Regions from separate parts of the Homo sapiens genome. Here region 1 is linked to region 2. A link is a loop called in an ENCODE intact Hi-C map of the cell type or tissue named here. Cell type or tissue: GM12878. All regions are shown on one strand. Each heading gives the region's core, and the rest is flanking DNA. Links, peaks and the distances in the headings are about the cores only.

Region 1 (9,943 bases), core at 733-8,732, 710 kb before region 2:
ACTCTAGGAGGGAGGTGGAAGAATTCACCTTAAAGAGATGGGGAAATTTAGACTTAAAAGCATTAAGTAATTTTCCCAGGAATACGCAGCTAATCAAAGAAGAATTTGAGACTCAAACCCAGAATTACCTGGATTTAACACTCTTATTCTGAACCTACACCTAAAGAACCTCTGCTCTTTCCATACTCTCATGTTGAGGGCCAATGTAGTGGTTGAGTTCAGACTATATTCAACATAATGTTAGGACGAGAATGCGTTCTGGATAGTCTAGTAGGAAAATTGGAGAGCAGAAAGAAAATGAACATAAATGGTGGCGGAGGGGAGAGAGGTGTGGGACAGGAATTATCTCCCCCTTGAGATCACTGTATACCCTAAGCACAAAGCAGGCTCTCCACAGAAACTACTTTAGCTGGCTGAGTGGTGACCACCATAGGAAGTGATTCCAGTCTTGGCTAACTGCTGACTAAAATGTAGTTTCTATCCTCCATGATCAATATTATTAGTGAAGGTTCTGGAGACAGTTTGAATCTCAACTGTACCACTGAGAAGTGGTATGAGCTTGAAAAGGTTACTTATCATCTTGAGCCTCTGTTTTTTTATTTTTACATAAAGACTCATAAAAGTAGCTGCTACTTCGATTGTTTTAAGAACTGAATCAGATAACATATAAAGTGCTTTGAAAGGTGCTTGCCATATAACACGCTGTCAGTAAAGTTTGTGTGTGGTTGTGAGGCAGGAGAATAGGGTCTGGAGGCAAGAAGCTTAAGGCCAATTCATGCCGACTTCCTAAAGCTGAATCAAGGAAAAACACCAAGGTCTGGGGGCAGGGAATCTAAGGCCAATTCCTGCTGACTTCCCAAACCTGGATCAAAAGGAAAACACCTGGGTCTAGGGGCAGGGGATCTAAGGCCGATTAACACCCACTTCCTAAAGCTAAACCAGAAGGAAAACCCCATTTCCCCACACCCGAGTAACAAAGGATCAACGGCTACTCTCCCTACAGCCCTCCCCTTCCACCACATCTCAGAAGGAAAGGGAGAGTCTCTGCCTTGGACTGGCCAAGCAGGGACCTTCCCTTCATCTGCACAGGGCGCCAATTCACCGCAGCCTTTCATTAGCCAACCAAATCCTCCATCCAGATAAGGGGCAGCTGGTAGGGACCTCGAAAGGAGTACTTGAAACCCAGAAAACTTGGTAACCCGGCCCTTGAACCGTTTGCTCCGGCCCACTCCCACCCTGTGGAGCGCTTTCCCGCTTTAACGAATCCCTGCTTGTGCCGCTTCGTTCATGTGTTTCGTTCCTTTGTTAGTGTGTTTTGTTCAACTCTTTGTTCAAAATACCCAGAACCTGGACAACTCACTCTCACGGCCTTCCTTCCAGTAACGGCTGAGAGGCAGTACAGTGGAGTGAGTGGCACAGCGTCCCCTCAGACTGCCCAGAGCAAACCCAAGGTGTCTACTGTCCTTGGGAAAGTTTCTTACCTTCTCCGTGTTGCCAATTCCTGAGCGCTTGCTTGGAGGTTCTAGTAGAGAGCGCAGCTACTCATATACCCTTGACGGAAGACCGGAAGACCGGAAGACCGGAAGACCAGAAGACCGGAAGACCGGCCCTCCTCTATCAGGGATGGTCGTCCTCTTCCACAGAGCGCGCAGCTTTCGGGAGGGACGCACATGGAGCGGTGAGGGGGGAAGGAGACAGCCGCCTAGCCAGCTAGATCAGCCGAATCAACCCTGGCAATCAATGGGCTGACAGATGTTGCAGCCAGATCGCCCTCACATCCAGTGTTGCAGATTCTTAATAATTGCACACACAAGATTTTTTGTGAAGTCTGGGCTGGAATATATATATAATACTTACAATAGTGCCTGATACTCCCTTAGCCCTGAATAAGTGTTAAAAATAACATTCCTGGACAGTTTGTGTCACAGTATAAAGGACAAATAATACTAGTTCCAGGATGCATCTTTGCTGAACCTAATCTAGCTCTGCCACCATGATCCAGGGATCGCATCACTTAAGCCCTATTTGTGACTCCATCCCAGGGCTTCCCTGCATCAGGTAGCTATTCTGAAAAGCCTCCTACCTCCCGTACAGATGTACAGAGGAACAACTCTAAAAGTCGAGCTTTCATGAGATGCAAGTTTAAAAAACAAACTTTTCTTTTTGTAGGTGCCCTGTCATGGCTGGTGGATTGTTTTCTATTGACAAAAGTTACTTTTTTGAACTTGGAACATACGACCCTGGCCTTGATGTTTGGGGTGGGGAAAATATGGAGCTCTCATTCAAGGTATTACCAGGTGTTTCCCAACTTTTCTTTACGATAATGAGTTAATCAATTTTAAATGGTTTGATTTTACTACCATAATCAGGTATGTGACTGCCACTGAGAGGAAATTTCACAGAAATTTTAGGGTCTCTGGATTAATTTTTTCATATCTCAGATTGAATTTGGAAGAATCAATTGCTGTCATAAAATTTATTAGCATTCCCTAATATTTCACAACACCATTTCTGCTTATAAATATGGGGGAAATGACTTTCTGCCACTCAGAGTAAATGCTGTGGGAGTCATACGTGCTACAAAATAACTCTCCTGGAACATCTGTCTAGAATGTTGGAAGGAATAGACTCAATCTGTAATGGATCATCTTAGAGAACACAAATGACAGAAGTACATTAAAATACCTCTAAAGCAGGTCACCAACAGGTCAGGTGTGCCTTATAGTACAGCTCCTTTGGGCACTTTATACAATCTATTATACAATCATTGATTAACTTCTGAGAAAGCCTTGGCAACAGCAGTAGTAGAGAGTGTCCAAAAAGTAATTGCTTTCCTATTGGGTGGGTGTTCTGTATGTATGTAAAAGGGTGTAATTTTGGAGCTGCTGATCATGAAGGATGGTTTTGAGTTGTGTTCCACAAGCCTTTTGGTTCTTCCCAAAAATGAGAGTAGAGGAACGTGAACAAATGGACATCTATACTTCTTTCCCTGATTCAATCAAAACAAGAACTCATGTTTTACAAAATGGGATTCTGTGAAGATTTATTTACAAATTAAAAAAAACTTACATTGAAAGTTAGGAAAGAAAAAATTACATTTTACTAATCCTAAAATGATCCACAGCAATACACAAAATTAAATAAGCCTGTTGAGTTTGATTTTCTATTGCAAAAGTGTTTTTGAAGTTGAGTATTACTTCAGGTAGGGGGAAACAAGGTGGTTTCTTGTCATTGTTAAGTGCCGATGATTTGTGGATAATCATTTGATAATTGATGCTTATCATCAAATTCTTCCAGGTGTGGATGTGTGGTGGTGAAATTGAGATCATTCCCTGCTCCCGAGTGGGCCATATATTCAGAAATGACAATCCATATTCCTTCCCCAAAGACCGGATGAAGACAGTGGAGCGGAACTTGGTGCGGGTTGCCGAGGTCTGGCTGGATGAGTATAAGGAGCTGTTCTATGGCCACGGAGACCACCTCATCGACCAAGGGCTAGATGTTGGCAACCTCACCCAGCAAAGGGAGCTGCGAAAGAAACTGAAGTGCAAAAGTTTCAAATGGTACTTGGAGAATGTCTTTCCTGACTTAAGGGCTCCCATTGTGAGAGCTAGTGGTGTGGTAAGTTCAAGTGGCAATTTAAAATCTTACTCCATAAAAACAAAACACAAAATCTCTTTCAAAAATGTGTGGAAAGAATGAGTAATTACATTATAAATAAACACCAAGTATGAGCAAAGATGGGACAAAGCATGGCTGAGAATTAAATATAGGTAAACTTGAGGAAGGCTACCAAGTGGTCATGTTCATTGATTAACTCAACAGATATCTATTGAGTATCCGTAGATCTGGGAGTATTTCAGACTTGGATTACAGGGTGATGAATGAAGTAGACTTGGTTCCTTCCTTGTGGAGCTTAATTTGGGTAGAGAAGAAAGATTATAAACAAATAAGCAAGTCAAGTGTAAATACAAAATATAATAGCTCTCATTTAGGGAACAGGCCACAGTTGATGACTCCTCAGTTAGAGTGGCTGAGAAATCCTCTCTGAGAAGGAGACTTTGTAACTCAGGCCTAAAACACTAAGTGTCAGTCAGCCAAGCTCTAAAGAAGAGTGCTAGGCAGAGGGTAAAGGTCACGTAAAGCCCTAAGACAGGTGAGTGTTCTCCATCCAAGCACTGGAAAGAAGACGAATGTTGTCAGGGTGTGAAGGAGGGAAGAATGGCACCAGATGAAGGTGAAGAGGAAGGAAGGAGCCAGATCACACAGGTCCTTGTAAGCAAAGTAAGGATTTTATTTCTTTCCTTCCTTCTTTCCTGCCTTGCTTCCTTCTTTCTTCTGAAAGCAGTGGGAAGTTATTGAGCAGAGTTAAGCAAGGGGGTGATAAGATTTAATTGGGGTTTGTAAAGATTTCAAAGAGGAACTTAAAATAACAGAAAATATCAGAGAATAGCAGATAACATTCCAGGGCATGAAGGATGGTATCCAAAGGGAAGAAGCTAAGCCAGATAAGGTAGCCAGAGTACAAGGCTGAGAAAACATCAAGAAAGAGGAGAAGCTGGGGAAAAGCCATTTCAAACCCCTTCTAGGAGTGAAGCTGCATTTGAAGAGGATGGTAAGACACGTGGGTTTAGATATGATTAGTCAAGCCTTCAGCTGGGGTTCTTAGACAGTCATGCTTATTTCTAATCTTTTATTTCTAATTTAATTTGACTTATAACTAACCCCAGTGTTTTTGTTTTATTTCAGCTTCCTTTTTCTTCATCCAAGAAATTCTTTAAAAATGTGACCATTAGTTATCCCGCCCTTTTAGGCCAAATTTTTTCAGTTCTTCTTGAGAGTGGATTATACCATGCTTTCTGTCTGGAAAATCTCCTGATAGCAAAAACTTACTATAATATTCCCCCTTGAAAGTATTCGGGAAATCCAGGAAAGCTATGAAAGACAAGAAACTAGTCTTAAAAAAATGGTTCTGTTTTTTACAAAATTCAACTGATAAATAAGTTTATGTGACCTGTTTTTAGATAACGCACTGTATTATAAAATTGCCATTTTTATGGGTCCAAATAGAATGGCAGCTACTTTAAGTGGCTCAACCTGGTAACTTATCAGACATTTTGGATTTATATACACTGTTCAAATAACAACATGTCAAATATAACTGTAAAATAAATTTACAATTTTTAATTTCAACCGCTGAGCAGAAAAAAAAAAAAGAAAGGAATTTCCACTATTCTAATATTTCCCATTCCAGCAACGCAGAATCTCAGTCAGAGTAATAATAAGCTTTAACCACCAGAGGGCACTAGAAAACTACCTTTGGGCTCCGCTGTTGCGCTAACCTGAGTGAGTTCCTATGAAATTTCTGGAGAGCTCTCCTAATGAAACAGCCTTCTGCTGATGCCTCCGCTATACTATATCAAAATGCACCAAGTATTTTAAAAAGTGATTTTAACAAATTCCTTCTATTTTCCTTTGTTGTCTTCCTTAAACAAATTTCAGTGAAGATGTAGTTTGCTCCCTTCTGAAGCAAACCAGCAGGGAGCGTTATTAACATTTTTAAAAAATTAGGACCTTTCTCCAGGTAATTTACAACAAATTAAGTAGATCATTATTTTAGATAGACAATCGTGGAAAGTTCCAAGAAAATAAACTCCACAACTTCTTTTTGTTACTTGCTTCGTTTCCCTTCTTTCAACCTCCACTACGGAATTTAGATCCAGTGAAAGTTTTGTGTTTTGTAATAAGAACAAACATTTTCTTATCGAACCAACAATATTTGAAGCTAATAATCTCACCAATAATGTATTTTTCACTGGATTAAACTGCTGGCAAACAGTCTATAGCTCCGTTTCCCTTTTTTCAACCTCCACAAGCAGAAATTTAAATCCAGTGAAAGTTTTGGTTTTTTGTAATAAGAAGAAATATTTTCTTATTGAAACGACAACATTTGAAGCTAATGAAAGAATCTCACCAATAATGTATTTTTACACTGGATTAAACCGCTGGCAAATAGCCTAATGTTTAACAATTCTGTCATAAATTGTGCGGAATGTCTACTTCCTAAATTGGAAAATGAAATAATACAACATGGATAATTTAAAATTCATACACTGCCTATTTTTTTTAAAGATTAAAATGGTTTACAGTAAAAACATGGATCAATTATTTTTAAATAAAAAGGAAAATTCTGAAAACAACTAATAATGAAATGAAGAATAACAATTCCAAAACACTTCAGAGATGATGTCTATATGAAGAAAAGTATTAGGTTGGTGTAAAAGTACCTTCCATGGCAAAAACCTCAATTAAATAGTTTCCTCAGTAATTTCTAAGAAAAAGGAAAAAAAAATCTTCAGGTCAAATGAGGGAGGGACATGTAAGGGACAGAAAAGTTTTATCTTTCCTTCCAATGCTTTTCGGTTCTTGGAAGGATTATACAAAATAGACACAAATAGTTAAACAGGGGGTTCCCAAACACTGTCCTGACCAATGTTACTTGTGCTGTCTCAGGGTTCCATGGTCAAGCACATTTGAGAAACATTTGTACAACATTCTGACAGCAAGCTGAACATTAACACCCTGAAGATTTTGAGAAGTTCTGGAGTAGAACCACCTGTTCGGCTCTGTGGAAACCAGAATTTTCCAAATTTGTTTGAAGATAGAATATTTCTGCATGATCCACAAATACAGGAGCTTACATAATATTTATCTCTGCTTCAGTACAGAGAGCAATTGCAGCATGCTTTCCTTCCTTTAAGCCCCGAGATTATTCTACCTTCATGTCTTTCTATTCACCTTCCTCTCTGAAGTTCAGGGGTGGGACTGTGGGGGCATTGAATCCTTCTGTGCCTTGTGATGCCCACATTTACTAACAGTGAGCTGTCTCCTCCCATATTTGTCATTTTAAATTGCTAATAGAGCTTTCTCTGAGGATTTTTGATAGAGATTCCATCCTTCCATAGTTGCTTTGTTTCTGCCTGTGCCAGGCACCTCAGAAGTAATTAACAACCTGGTACTATTTTTAATGTTTGTTTCTATGCCTTGAAAGTCTGTGATGGTTCCTATCCAAGGCAGGTGGTGTAAATATTCATCTCAAATCCAAATGAAGCCTGGTGTAAAGTTTCAGATTCTCAGGGACAATCCAGCTTCCTTGTTTTCTCCCTTTGCTAATGGGCAAATTGTTTTTCCCAGTGCAGCATTCAACTGAAGATCTGTTTTTCCGCTGTTATGTGGAAGACCTGAATTCCAGATTTTTGGTTTACACATACCTCTGTTTTTCTTCCATCCATATGAGGGAACAAGTCTTTCTTGCCAACCTTTGCAAGTTTCCCTGTAGCCTTTAATTTTTTCCGCATATTCTGATCCCTGAAGATGTCCCTTACTTTCTTGTTCACTAAGCTAAGCATGTAAAATTGAGGACCAATGTACTGAGCCCCCTTTTATGAAGTCTGGCAATTCTGTGAGCATCCAGTCTGCATCAGTGCAGCACCCTGAGTTAGAGCTCTTTGTTAGGCATCATAGAACAGGAAGGACACAAATAGTGTCCCTGGCAACAAAGACTTCAGCTCCTCCCAGCTCAGGAGGCTTTCCCAGGACATGTCCTATAGATTCGGCTCTGCACAGCTGTTCGAGAAATCTGAAAACCCTAAGTTGCACTGTTAACCCATCATCTTGTTAGCCCTGCCCAGGATGTCAAAGGGGGAAAGGAAATCAACATTTTTCTGCATTAAATGGTGACTTAAAGAAAGCTACCTCCATATTTGACCCTGTAAATCCATTAAAAACCTGGGGGCCTGCCAGAAAGTGCCTTTATGCTTGGCTCTGTATTAGCTTTCGTGACTTTCCTATAATGAATTGTAGCTTGCTTGGGTCATTAAGAAGATTCTGACAGGGAATCAGCTGGAATCTGCTGTTCTTTGAAGGACTCAATTTATCTATGATTCAGTGCTTAAGCAGTCAAAAGGCTTGAAGGGGTCAGTCAGGGAACATAGCTCATAACTCTTATAGGTGCATTGACTTTTAGTATATGCATTAGATAAACTTAAGACAAGAAAATAATTACTTTTCTTGCCACCTTTGCTCATTTGTTATTTAGCATTCCAGGCAAGGGTTAATTAAAAGCTTCTGTGTGTTGGCTCTATGGCTGATCACAGGCCAAAATTAACAGATTGAAGCTGTACTATTACAAGATTACATTATGTCTCTGTTAGAGATAGCAACCAATAAAACTGGATAGTGCTAAGTAATGCTAAGCTATTAACTTTTAACCTTATTATAGTTTTATATTCTGTATTTTCTAAATGTGTCTGAATGTCTTGTTTTACTTTAAAATATTTTGTAATTCCTGTTTCGTATTTTGCTTTTTAGCTTATTAATGTGGCTTTGGGTAAATGCATTTCCATTGAAAACACTACAGTCATTCTGGAAGACTGCGATGGGAGCAAAGAGGTATGCTAAACTGTTTTCTATCTCATGGTAGCTGATAGGTGCAGGGTATGACACATTCATTGCTCAACTGAGAAATTCATCTTTGCCCAACAGAAAAATAATTTTCTAAATTTCTTTGTAAAAAGAGAGTCCACCACTAAACACAAAGACAGTGACTAAGGGAATAAAGGTGTGGGTCCTGCAGTCAACTCACTGGGTCCAGAATGAATCCAGTCCTGGCACCATCATTTGCAAAAGCGTGTTAACGTCTGCAGATTCCTTAACCTTTGGGTAAATGGTAGTGATAATCATGCCTACTTTTAGAACTGGTGTGAGGCTGGAGTTAGGTAATACATATGAAGCATGTAGAACAATACCTAATGCTTACTGCTCTGTAAATGTTTGCTGTAATAATAATAAAGATAAAAATGTAAAAAATGCATAACATAGATAAAGATACTAAAGAGACAACATATTTCTAAATAATCATTCTAAGGAAGCAGTCTTATTGTCTGATTCCATTCTTCTTTCCCCTCATTTTCCCGCATTTTAAGGGAGTAATGGAAATAACCAAATCCATGATCCATGGTAGAAACTCCTATAGGAAAACTCCCCAAACTCAGAGCGCAATGGTTAGTAGAGGGAGTCGGGCCAGGAAGCAGGGAATAGAGACTCCTTCCACAGTGCTGGAGGTGAGCTCTGAGTGATTACACTTCCCTCTCTAACATACATTCCTTAACAGTTCTGTGTTTGTGGAAACAGTTATTGGTTTGAGTGGCAAATAGGACTCAGAGGAAAATGGATTCATGAATAGAAATCAGTTCCCAAAATTGCAGATTGTTCTTTGGTACAGAGATTATTTTGCAATGGTAATCTAGGCTTGTTAAGTCTTACATCTTTGCTTTGACTTCAAGATACTGTTTATATTTTTTGGTGCATCCCATCTCTACCTCTTAACTCAGAGCTACTACTAGAAGAAAAGGTATCTCTGTTGCTATATTTAGCTGTGAATTGTAAACCTGAAGCCAAGGCCACTCTTTTTTAATTAGGAAAGAAAGGAGTCAAAGGGAAGTGAAGAAGTGTTAAAACTCATTAAAAGAAATAAATTTCACTTACTAACAAAGAGGAAATAAAGTCATAAATTGTAAAAACAAAACCACAATTATTTCACATTATATGAAAGGAAAGTATTAAATAATGCATTTTTTTTTTTTTAGGAATCATCATAGCAGGGAGTTTTTGTGCCAGAGTAACCAGCATTTTATCTGAAAACCCAAATTCTATTCTTGATGACCATTGAGTCTTTCTCAATTGGATGCTGAGAGGCAAAAGTATAAATTATGCAGGCTTCGACTTCCACAAAGCCCCAGCTCCCTTTTAGTCTTTGTTGCTCATTTTTAGCTTCTGCCTCTTGTGGTTTGCTTGGGTAATAAAAAGTAAAGAAATGTGGAGGAAGTTAACTCATTTTCAGCAGAATTAATGAGGCTTAATACCAAGCCAGTGACTACAACAT
Region 2 (9,943 bases), core at 814-8,813:
AGAAACAAGGGAGAGATACTTACCTCACATTTTAAAAAATAAAGGGACCATTCACTTGAATTAAAAAAATAAAAGCAACTTCCAAGACTCACTTGTTTTGGCAAACAAGCTAACAAACCATCTCCAGTGGGCGTCTTCCTAGGCATACTCGAGGAAGCCTTTCAATGGAATGAGCTTCTCCTTCCTGCTCTTACTCAAAGGCACTTGTCAGATCTGAAATGACACCAGATTTGCTTTCCAGAGCAGCTGTTACAAATGACTGGATTTAGAGCAAGGTATCTTTAAGACAGGGTCAGGAAAGGTGAACATTCCAAGGGGCATATTTCAGTGTGCAAGATTTTGTGTACCAGAAGGCCCTTGGTTCAATGCAAAGCCTAGTGAGGAGATTCCACACCATCCTAGTTCCCTTTGCCTTGTTTCCTTTGCCTCCCTGACTTTGACTCTGTGAGGTACCCATTTGTATCCTTCTCTGAGACTGGCATTCACCTTCCCTTTGCCAGCCTCTCTGGCAGCAGCACTCAGTAGTAATACTCATATCCTTTGCTCAGCCCTTTCTGTGTACTCATAGGCAGTGTGCTAAGTGCTTGATATGCATCATCTTATAACCCTATAATAATTCTGCGAGGCGGTGCTATCATTATACTCAGTTGACAAGTGAAAAACACCAAGTCGGAGAGACAAAGGTGTTTCCTTTCCCAGAGGTGACACATTTGATAAGGGTCAGAAGTCAGGTTTTCGTGACTTCCAAGCCCAAGCTCTTTCCACTCTGACTTCAGTCTTTTCTTGTTCCCTCTGGCTTGCACTTTCTCTTTTCAGCTCTGCATTCAGCTGACTTCCCCATAACAAATTGATCTTGCCCACTTCTCAGGTGCCCTGAGTGTTCCCTGGCAACCAGCTTGTCTTGAGGGCCTCATCTAACCATGTCATTGTGAAGTGCTCTCTGCTGCCCTGCCTGGCAACTTTTAACACCGGCCAGTTCCTTGTTCCATGCACATTTGCTAAGAGGAGCGTGGGTTTTTCACGTATTTCTCTCTCTCTCTTTTTTTTTTTTTTTTAAGACGGAGTCTTGCTCTGTCGCTCAGACTGGAGTGCAGTGGAGTGATCACTGCAACCTCCACTTCCCAGGTTCAAGCAATTCTCCTGCCTCAGCCTCCTGAGTAGCTGGGATTACAGGCACGCACCACCACATCTGGCTAGAGACAGGGTTTCAACATGTTGGTCAGCTGGTCTTGAACTCCTGACCTCGTGATCCGCCTGCCTTGGACTCCCAAAGTGCTGGGATTACAGGCCTCCCAAAGTGCTGGGATTACAGGAGTGAGTCACCGTGCCTGGCTTTTCATGTATCTCTATTTTCATTAACCAGATGCTTCTGTGTTAACATTTAAATTAAAATAAAAGCAATCAATTTTCAAGCTCAGGATCTAAGAATACATTTAAGGTCTCAAAAATGGATTGAAAAGAATGTAAATTTAACTTGTAATTGGATACATGGAAAGTTAATGGGAAGTAAAGATATTTCAAATTCAGAATCCTTTGAGGCTTTTCCTAGAGATGAGAAATTATGACTTTTAAAAAGACTTTGTGTGTTTTTAATGTATATTTGCTTATAAATATATTCGTTCATGAAACTTTGCCAGAGTGTCTCAGGAATGCCAGTCTAAAATGTAAATTTACTATTTTGAGAAGGTTATTACTTCTTCAGCTTATTAGAAATAAGCCAGTGTGAGATCAATAATTACCTTTTGGAATGCTGAATTATTTACTGTATTTGATTATTTTGTGTTGCAGGAATATAGCAGGTGTTTAGGTAGATGAATTAGAAAGAGTACCTAAATTGCTTTTACCAGTTACAGAGCAGAGTGGAGAGGAATGTTATTTGACTTAGGCTAACCTTGGAATTTTTCTTAAACACACAGTTGTTTGAGGCTTTACTCAATAAAATACTGTACTGGCACAATGAAATGGGTATCCCGTTTCCCTAAAGCTAATGACTTTCTAAAGCACTTGACTTTCCTACTGTAAGATTAGCACTATTATTTCCAGGCCAATCAATAGGCATAACTCCAAGATTAAAAGCAATTTGGATCATTATTCTCTTTTCATTACATATTCATTATTTTCTGTTTGAATAAGACCTGTAATCAGTGTTATTTACCAATCTTTATGGCGAAATTTTAAACTACTGATTGTTTCAGTCTTTGCAGGTATTAAATGCCATTTCAAATATCCTTTCAATAATTTTGTAGTTGCTAATGAAGTCCATTTTCCCAGATTTTTCAGTCCACTGAAAGAACATTGAACCCCCAAGAGTCTTTAAAAGGTATTTGTTGTTTAATTGGTGGCAGCTGTTCCTTAGAAAGTTACCTAAGTATATAAAAGTGCTTTTTCTCCCCTCTTTAATAGCTTTTTATCACCCTTTAAGGGTTATCCTTGAAATACATGCAGACTACATATGATGGTCTCCTGAAATGCTTTGATATTGCAAATTTTAAATATTATAATTCTAACACATGCAAGAAATTATAGGACAGTACCCTTTAATTTTGGATTTAATTACTAAAGCTTTAATGAAATATATTCTCTTGGCTTTCTGGCTAGATTTTTTCAGGAAAAGTTATTAGTTTATTGTAGTTAATTCTAAAGCATGTACATTCTGAATTACTTGAATACAACAGTTTTTCTGCTTTGTCCTTGAATTCTTTCCAAAAATCATAAGGTATTGGATACACACAGTAATAGCAGATTTGCTTAAATGTCGCTATTAATCCAGTTTATAACCCCTAACATTTTGTACAAGGAATTTCAGAAAGAAACCCTTACATAGACATCTAATGTCCAGAATAACCAGAGCCAAACATAATGATTTTACAGTTGAAGGATAGCCAAGACGCACATTTTCTGAGTGTGGTTTTACTGGGAGTCTGTGTGCAGATGAAATATGGCTTTTAAGAACATAATCTTCATGGAAAAGGCTTTTCTTGTCATAGCACTGGGCTGACTTTCAAGCCAAGGTCAAAGTACTTTCTGCAGGTCTATTTTTAGGTTTCCCATTTCTCAACAGAAGGCTCCCAGTTTTGAGTTAGCGCAACGCAGACTGGACTGTGCCCTAGAAGGAACAGGAATGCTTCCTCTTTGTGGCTTCCCCTGCATCTACCTGCAGACTTCTTGCTTTGCACAGCTCCAGGGTGAATGGGCATTCTCCTGCGGGCTGCCTTCTGTGGTCATCTTGCCCCAGCAAATGCTGTAGTCTCTCGTAAGGCAAAGGGCTATGCAGGGTTACTTTCCTCTTGCTTCTTTTGGATTTTCTAAAAACGTGGCTACCTTACATTATTGCTATTAATCAAGAATTTTCCAGATCTTCAAACTGCAAACCCAAGGGGGGAAAAATGAGGTCAAAGTGATTTAATTTAGATTGAGGTGGAAGACACCAGGAAACGAGTATGTTAATCAAATATATCAAATGCTATTTCTTTGTCTTTGAAATTGAATACAGAGGACATAGAAGTCTGTAAATAAATTAATAAATTAATGCATGTATTTTGGTTTTATGTTATGGCTTTTCATCGAAAGCGACAGAAGAATGAGGATGAAGAAAACCCGGAAGAAAGACAAGCAATCAACCTTGATATAGGCGGAAAATATCTACTATAATAATTATGTATCACTTTCCCAAAAAGGAACACTAGATTGTTAAAAAGAGTAATCCCTGAATTTGTTATAAGTAGTGCTTTGATTTTATGAATATATGTTCTTAAAATATTTTCCTTTCCTTATTTTCTAGTGAGGAAAGATTTAAATATCCTATCCTGGATGCTGGAAACTGTTGCATCCTCTTCCCGCCAACCATTAACTTTTACTTCCTTGCATAACAGCCCCATCTTGTGGTTGTTTGTAAATTTTCCACTAAAGATATGTTGCATTTTCACAGTTACGGGCATAAGTGGAATCCTCCCTTTTACCTTTCCTAGTAGGCTGAATCAAATTAAGCAGGAAAGAAGAACGGGTATGCATGAATTCAATTTAAAAGGCCAAAAACTGGTGAGGGAAATACAGGGCAGGTATTCAACAAGGATTGTTTGCATTAATGTTAAGTGAAGGCACAGTTATATTAATAGGTAAAAGGTAATACAATGAGTTCCCTCCAATGAGAGCATCATTAGCTCCCTCTTTTTCTTTTTTTTTTTTTTTTTTTTGAGACAGAGTCTCGCTCTGTCACCCAGGCTGGAGTGCAGTGGCACAATCTGGGCTCACTGCAATCTCTGCCTCCTGGGTTCAAGTGATTCTGGTGCCTTAGCCTCCCTAGTAGCTGGGACTACAGGTGCACGCCTCCATGCCCAGCTGATTTTTGTATTTTTAGTAGAGACGGGGTTTCTCCATGTTGGCCAGGCTGGTCTCGAACTCCTGACTCAAATGATCCACCCACCTCGACCTCCCAAAGTGTTGGGATTACAGGTGTGAGCCACAGTGCCCGGCCTCCTCCCTCATTATCTTAATAAAGCTTCTGATCTGGCACCTGTCTGCTTCACTAGGCCAAGGAGGCTTACCAGAGCTCATACAGAGCGCTGCAATTCCAAACCCTTGTGCTGGGGAACACCCTTTGGTTTCACACGGCAGAAATACAATAGGAAATAGCTTCAGAAGAATGCGAAGGTAATGACTCAGGTAACCAGACAGCCAGAAGGACAGAGGAAATGGGTGATTCAGAAAGACCTGACACAGGGTTCTGAATGCCAGCAGGACTCTTTCTCCCTCCTGCGTCTCTGAGTGTTTTGCTCATTGTCTTTTTCCCCTCTGCTTCTTTTCTGGCTCTTTACAGTTTCCAGGCTCACATCTGGGCTCATGGCTCTCTAACTGGAGAGAAGGAGCCCTCCTTTCCCATAAAGTTTTGAAAAAAAGCTAGGGAAGAAGTCTGATTGGCTTGTTTTGGGCCACATGACCACCCTTTGATCAATTGCAATGGTCAAGGGAGCTAGGCTCAGCTTGGGTAAGTTGTCCACCACTGAAGGGAACCAATCACTGTGGAGGAGGATGTAGGGTCATGTGAAAAGATCAAGTTTTCACACAGAACACTTGTCTGGAGGGAGGGAGGGAGGGAAGGAGCCATTTGTTTAAAGAAGGAAGAGATGAATAAACCAACTTGGCTAATTGAAACAAACAGACTTCCTCCTTTCCTCTCCTGTCTATGCCTGGCACATCACTCAACAAATATTTGCTCGATAAATGAAAGATTTTCTAATTGAATAGAAGATCCTAGGGTAGGTGTAAATGGTAGTGGGGTGGGGATAGGGGTGTGTTTGCTATTTCCTGGAGCTGAAGAAACCACAAGGTTCCTTTCCTTCTAAAATTCTGGGTTTTTCCACTCCCTGGCTATGGCCGTATATGGTCTCCCCTCTTGCTTAGAGCTTACACCAAGAATGCTGGTTTTCATCTACTTGACTCAGTGAGCATCTTTTTTATCCTTTGGGTATCTTCTCCTCTGCGGTCCTGCCTTTAGTGTTTGCATGCTCACTCTCTGAGCCTCCCTGTACTCTCTGCCCGCATAGACCAGTACATGTAAGCCTTTTAAAAAAGAGTTTGATTGCTAATCACTCTGAGGAAAAGAGAAAATTTTAAGAACAGAATAAGCATGAGGAAGTTTCAAAGGTTCAATAATCTTTCTGAATTGTTTCTACCTTTTTTTTTTTTTTTTTTTTTTTTTGAGAGGGGGTCTCCAGTTGCCCAGGCTGGAGTACAGTGAAACGATCTCGGCTCGCTGCAACCTCTGCCTACCGGATTCAAGTGATTCTCCTGCCTCAGCTTCCCGAGTAGCTGCGATTACAGGCACGTGCCACCACACCTGGCTGATGTTTGTATTTTTAGTAGAGACGGGTTTTCACCACATTGGCCAGGCTGGTCTCAAACTCCTGACCTCAAGTGATCCACCCACCTCGGCCTGCCAAAGTGCTGGGATTACAGGTGTGAGCCACCGTGCCTAGCTGATATAATTTTAAAATTATGAATAACATTGTGATAAATTATCTTGTGATATTTAACCACATCTTTGATCCTTAAAAGAGATTCCTGGAAACAGAATTATTAAAGCATACAAATATTTTTATTATAAATTTATTTATTTCCCTCATTATACCAATTTTTAGAAAATACTAATACATAGAAGAAAATATAATTTATGAAGTCACTACAAGGAGATGGTAACTATTTTGTTGGATCATGTTTTTATGTGTACATATACTTTAAACAAAACAATAATTACAAAGACACTTTAATAATCTTTATTCACTTAAACTCAAAATAACTTATTACTAAAAATTTTAAGTGATGATCTCATACCCTACTATATGGAGAAATATTATAATAAAATTCATCAATGCCCCATTGTTGAATATTTAGATTGTTTCGAATTTAAGCTATTGTTATTATTATTTTTTTTTTTGAAATAGATTCTTGCTGTTGCCCAGGCCGGAGTGCAGTGGTGCAATCGTAGCTCCTGGCCTCAAGCAATCCTCCCATCTCAGTCTCCCGAGTAGCTAAAACCACAGGTATTGCCACCAAAACTGGCTAATTTTTTTAAAAAGTTTTATTTTTTGTGGAGATGGAGTCTCACTATGTTGCACAGGCTGGTCTCAAACTCCTGGCTTTAAGTGATCCTCTGACTTCGGCCTCCCAAAGTGCTGGCATTACAGGCATGAGCCATCACACCTGGCCAATAATTCTTTTTCATGAATTTTAATGCACATATCCAACGTGGACATGAGGATGCATTAAAGGGGCATTATAACTCTTACAGCTTTAGGCATATGGGCATCCATTTGTGCTCTTGCCTGGGCTTTACCAATGTTAGGGGTTGGCCTGGCTGCCAAGGCCCAGGTATTTAATTCTAGATGTGGAAAGGCTTGGGGAAGAGGGGATTAGTAAGATGAGAAGACAGCACATCATTTGTGACTTTTTCTCTCTTGCTCTGGTAAAATGTAAACAGAAGCAAAACCTCAGGTTGGGAAGCCAGCAGTGTAATTTGGCAACTCACTCGGAAGAGATGTGTTTGATGAGGAAGAGGTGAGATGATGGATACAGAGTTCCTGCGTGGCAACAGGCACTCAATAAATAGTTATTTTTCCTGAGAAGGAGAAGGGCGAGGCACCTTTACATATCTGGACAAAAACACCTTTAAGCAGCAGTAAAACCTAAAGGAAGAACAGCACACTAGCACATGCAGATGAAGGAAAGAAAGCTTTGTGCGGCTTGCTTGTGTGAACGACAAGCCCAGGGGTTTTGTTTTCTTGTGTTTACGTAGGAAAATCACAGACAGGGACTTCCCAAGAGACTGTTTCTCTTAGCCACTGTCTGCTCCTAACAGTTACAAGAACTGTTCTTCCTCCCACAGCTGTGGCAGAAGCCTGCTTCTGCAGGGTCTCTGATGGGGAAGAACTGAGCTGTTTAGGATTGAACTGCCCACCTACTGTTAAGTAATGTTCTGTCTGTAACACAGGATTTCCACTTAGGAAAATGTGCTGTACATTTGGCTGCAGCATTTACTACGCATCTGCTTTACAAGCCTGTTCTGCAGCTCCAAGGCCTAACTCCAAACTGGCAAATGGTCTCTGAAGACTGCCATCAGAAAGAGCCAGGCCAGAGTTGGGATGGGGCAGGGTTAGCAACTAGTCTACTAGGAGGTCTGGTGGAATCAATTAGGAAAGTTAAGCAGGGGAGCTCATCAGCGGCTGATTGCCTCTCCTAGAACAACCCCAGCTCGCAAATACTCTCCAGAATCATTCAGGGAGCAGTGGGTCTGTAGAACTGGCCCTGCTGCAGTATTAAGCTGGAAGGTAGTAAATTCTTCTTATGGGCTTCCTTGAATCTGAGCTAAAGCCACAATTTCCTTAATAGTTTTCCAATAGCACTCCATCTCTTATTAAAAAGTACAGTTAATCTGGACCTTCCCTCCCACTCCCCTGTAATGTCAGAAAAGAAATGTGTTTCTGAAAATAAATGCTTCTTTTGCTGCGTGGCTATATTTCTTCAGGACTGTGGTTAGCAAATTGCTGCTGCACAACATAAAACCAAGCAATGAAACATAAGACATATGCCTTCTATAATACACTACTGATTAATACAGCTATTCTCTATCAAAAATACAAAAAGAGCCCCACCCAAATAGAGATCATGCCAACTTCCACCACATCTTCTCCCTCCACCCCATAACAAAACACCCAAATCATTCAGTTTCCTAGGGAAATTTGGTTCTAAGCAACTCTTGAATCACAAATTACTTTTGAAAATGATGCTTATATTCCAAAAGAATCCTTAGATTCTATGGTGATAGATTATTTTGCAATGCCTAGCCATTCTGATATGTAGGAAGCAGAAAACTTGGTCCAGCAACAATAAAGAGAATAAAATTACCTGTATTCCTATCCCATAATACATCTTTTGAGCACAATTTAATTAATCTTCATTATGATCATTAGAGAAACTAACAGATTTAAAATTATAATTAAACAAAAACACACAATGTCAAATTTACCATCTTAACCATTTTAAAGTATACAGTTTAGTAGTGTTAAGTATATTCACATTCTTGTTAAACAGATCTCCAGAACTTTTTATCTTGCACAACTAAAACTCTATACCCATTAAACAACAACTTCCCACTCCCCCTTTCCCAGCTCTTGGCAGCCACCACTCTACTTTCTGTTTCTATGAATTTAACTACTTCAGATACCTCATATAAGTGGAATCATACAGTATTGATCTTTTTTTGTGACTGGCTTATTTCACCTAACATGATATCCTCAAGGTTCAACCATGTTACAGCATGTGACATAATTTCCTTCCTTTTTTAGGCTGAATAATAATCCACTGTATGTATATGCCACATTTTGTTTATCTATTCATCTGTTGTTGGATATCTAGATTGCTTCTATTTCCTAGCTATTGTGAATAGTGCTGCTGTGAACATGGATGTGCAAATATCTCTTTGAGACTCTAGTTATATACGGATGTGGTTTTGCTCTGTGTTCCCACCAAATCTCATCTTGAATTGTAATCTCCACGTGTCAGGGGAGGGGCCTGGCGGGAGGTGACTGAATCATGGGGCAGACTTCCCCCTTGCTGTTCTTGTGATAGTGAGCTCTCACAAGATTTGGTTGTTTGAAAGTGTGTGGCACTTACCCCTTTGCTCTCTGTCTCTCTCTCCTGCTCCACCATGGTAAGATGTGCCTGCTTCCCCTTCAACTTCCACCATGATTGTAAGTGTCCTGAGGCCTCCCAGCCATGCTTCCTGTACAGCCTGTGGAACTGTGAGTCAATTAAACCTCTTTTGTTCATAAATTACCCAGTCTCAGGTAGTTCTTTATAGTGGTATGAAAAAGGACTAACGCATATACCCAGAAGTGAAATTGCTGGGTCATATGGTAATTCTATTTTTAATTTTTTGGAGAACCACCACACTATTTTCCATGGCAGTAGCCCCATTTTGTAATGCCACCAACAGTGCACAAGGGCTCCAGTTTCTCCACATCCTCACTAACACTTGTTTAAAAAAAAAAAAACTAACAGATTTTTTTTTTAAATTACTTTTTCTTGATGTCAATTAAGAAAATATTTCTAAATTGTCCCATTTCATTAAGACTGTCTTTTAGTGCCCATTGTGTTTATTGAATACTTTATAGGGATCAAGTTGTCTCATAAAGGGCTCACCTTTCATAGAGGTTTATGGATGACTTATATTAGCAAAAAAAATTCTTGTGAATTAGATGATTTTTTTTTTTGAGACAGAATTTCGCTCATGTTGCCCAGGCTGGAGTGCAATGGTGCTATCTCAGCTCACTGCAACCTCCACCTCCTGGGTTCAAGCGATTCTCCTGCCTCAGCCTCCCAAGTGGCTGGGATTATAGACACCCGCCACCAAACCCAGCTAATTTTTGTATTTTTAGTAGAGACAGGG

Evidence for each region. A loop is a pair of places that touch in the nucleus more often than their neighbours do. Peaks named below come from ENCODE experiments on the same cell type or tissue, not always from the same donor. Only the 100,000 strongest peaks of a DNase experiment are listed, where the experiment ranks them.
Region 1: a loop joins it to region 2, with 12 times the contacts of the local background. A loop is called at or near these places in 44 of 110 quality-filtered maps.

The regions. Positions count from the first base shown.
Region 1 is chr2:157,297,379-157,307,321 of GRCh38, forward strand. GALNT5 (polypeptide N-acetylgalactosaminyltransferase 5) reads left to right here. Exons shown (of 10, transcript NM_014568.3): 6 at 2,170-2,287; 7 at 3,298-3,621; 8 at 8,371-8,451. It also overlaps the pseudogene RN7SKP281. Among named protein-coding and RNA genes, the nearest start is that of ERMN, 23 kb to the right of the region's middle. RefSeq lists a silencer at 5,232-5,311. In GM12878, for the core only: a CTCF peak has its summit at 5,305 (motif pointing right); a DNase peak (open chromatin) is centred at 5,413.
Region 2 is chr2:158,006,591-158,016,533 of GRCh38, forward strand. It overlaps a transcript of UPP2 not described here. Among named protein-coding and RNA genes, the nearest start is that of UPP2, 90 kb to the right of the region's middle. In GM12878, for the core only: a CTCF peak has its summit at 3,885 (motif pointing left); no DNase peak of the experiment used is centred there; H3K27me3 peaks cover 169 bases.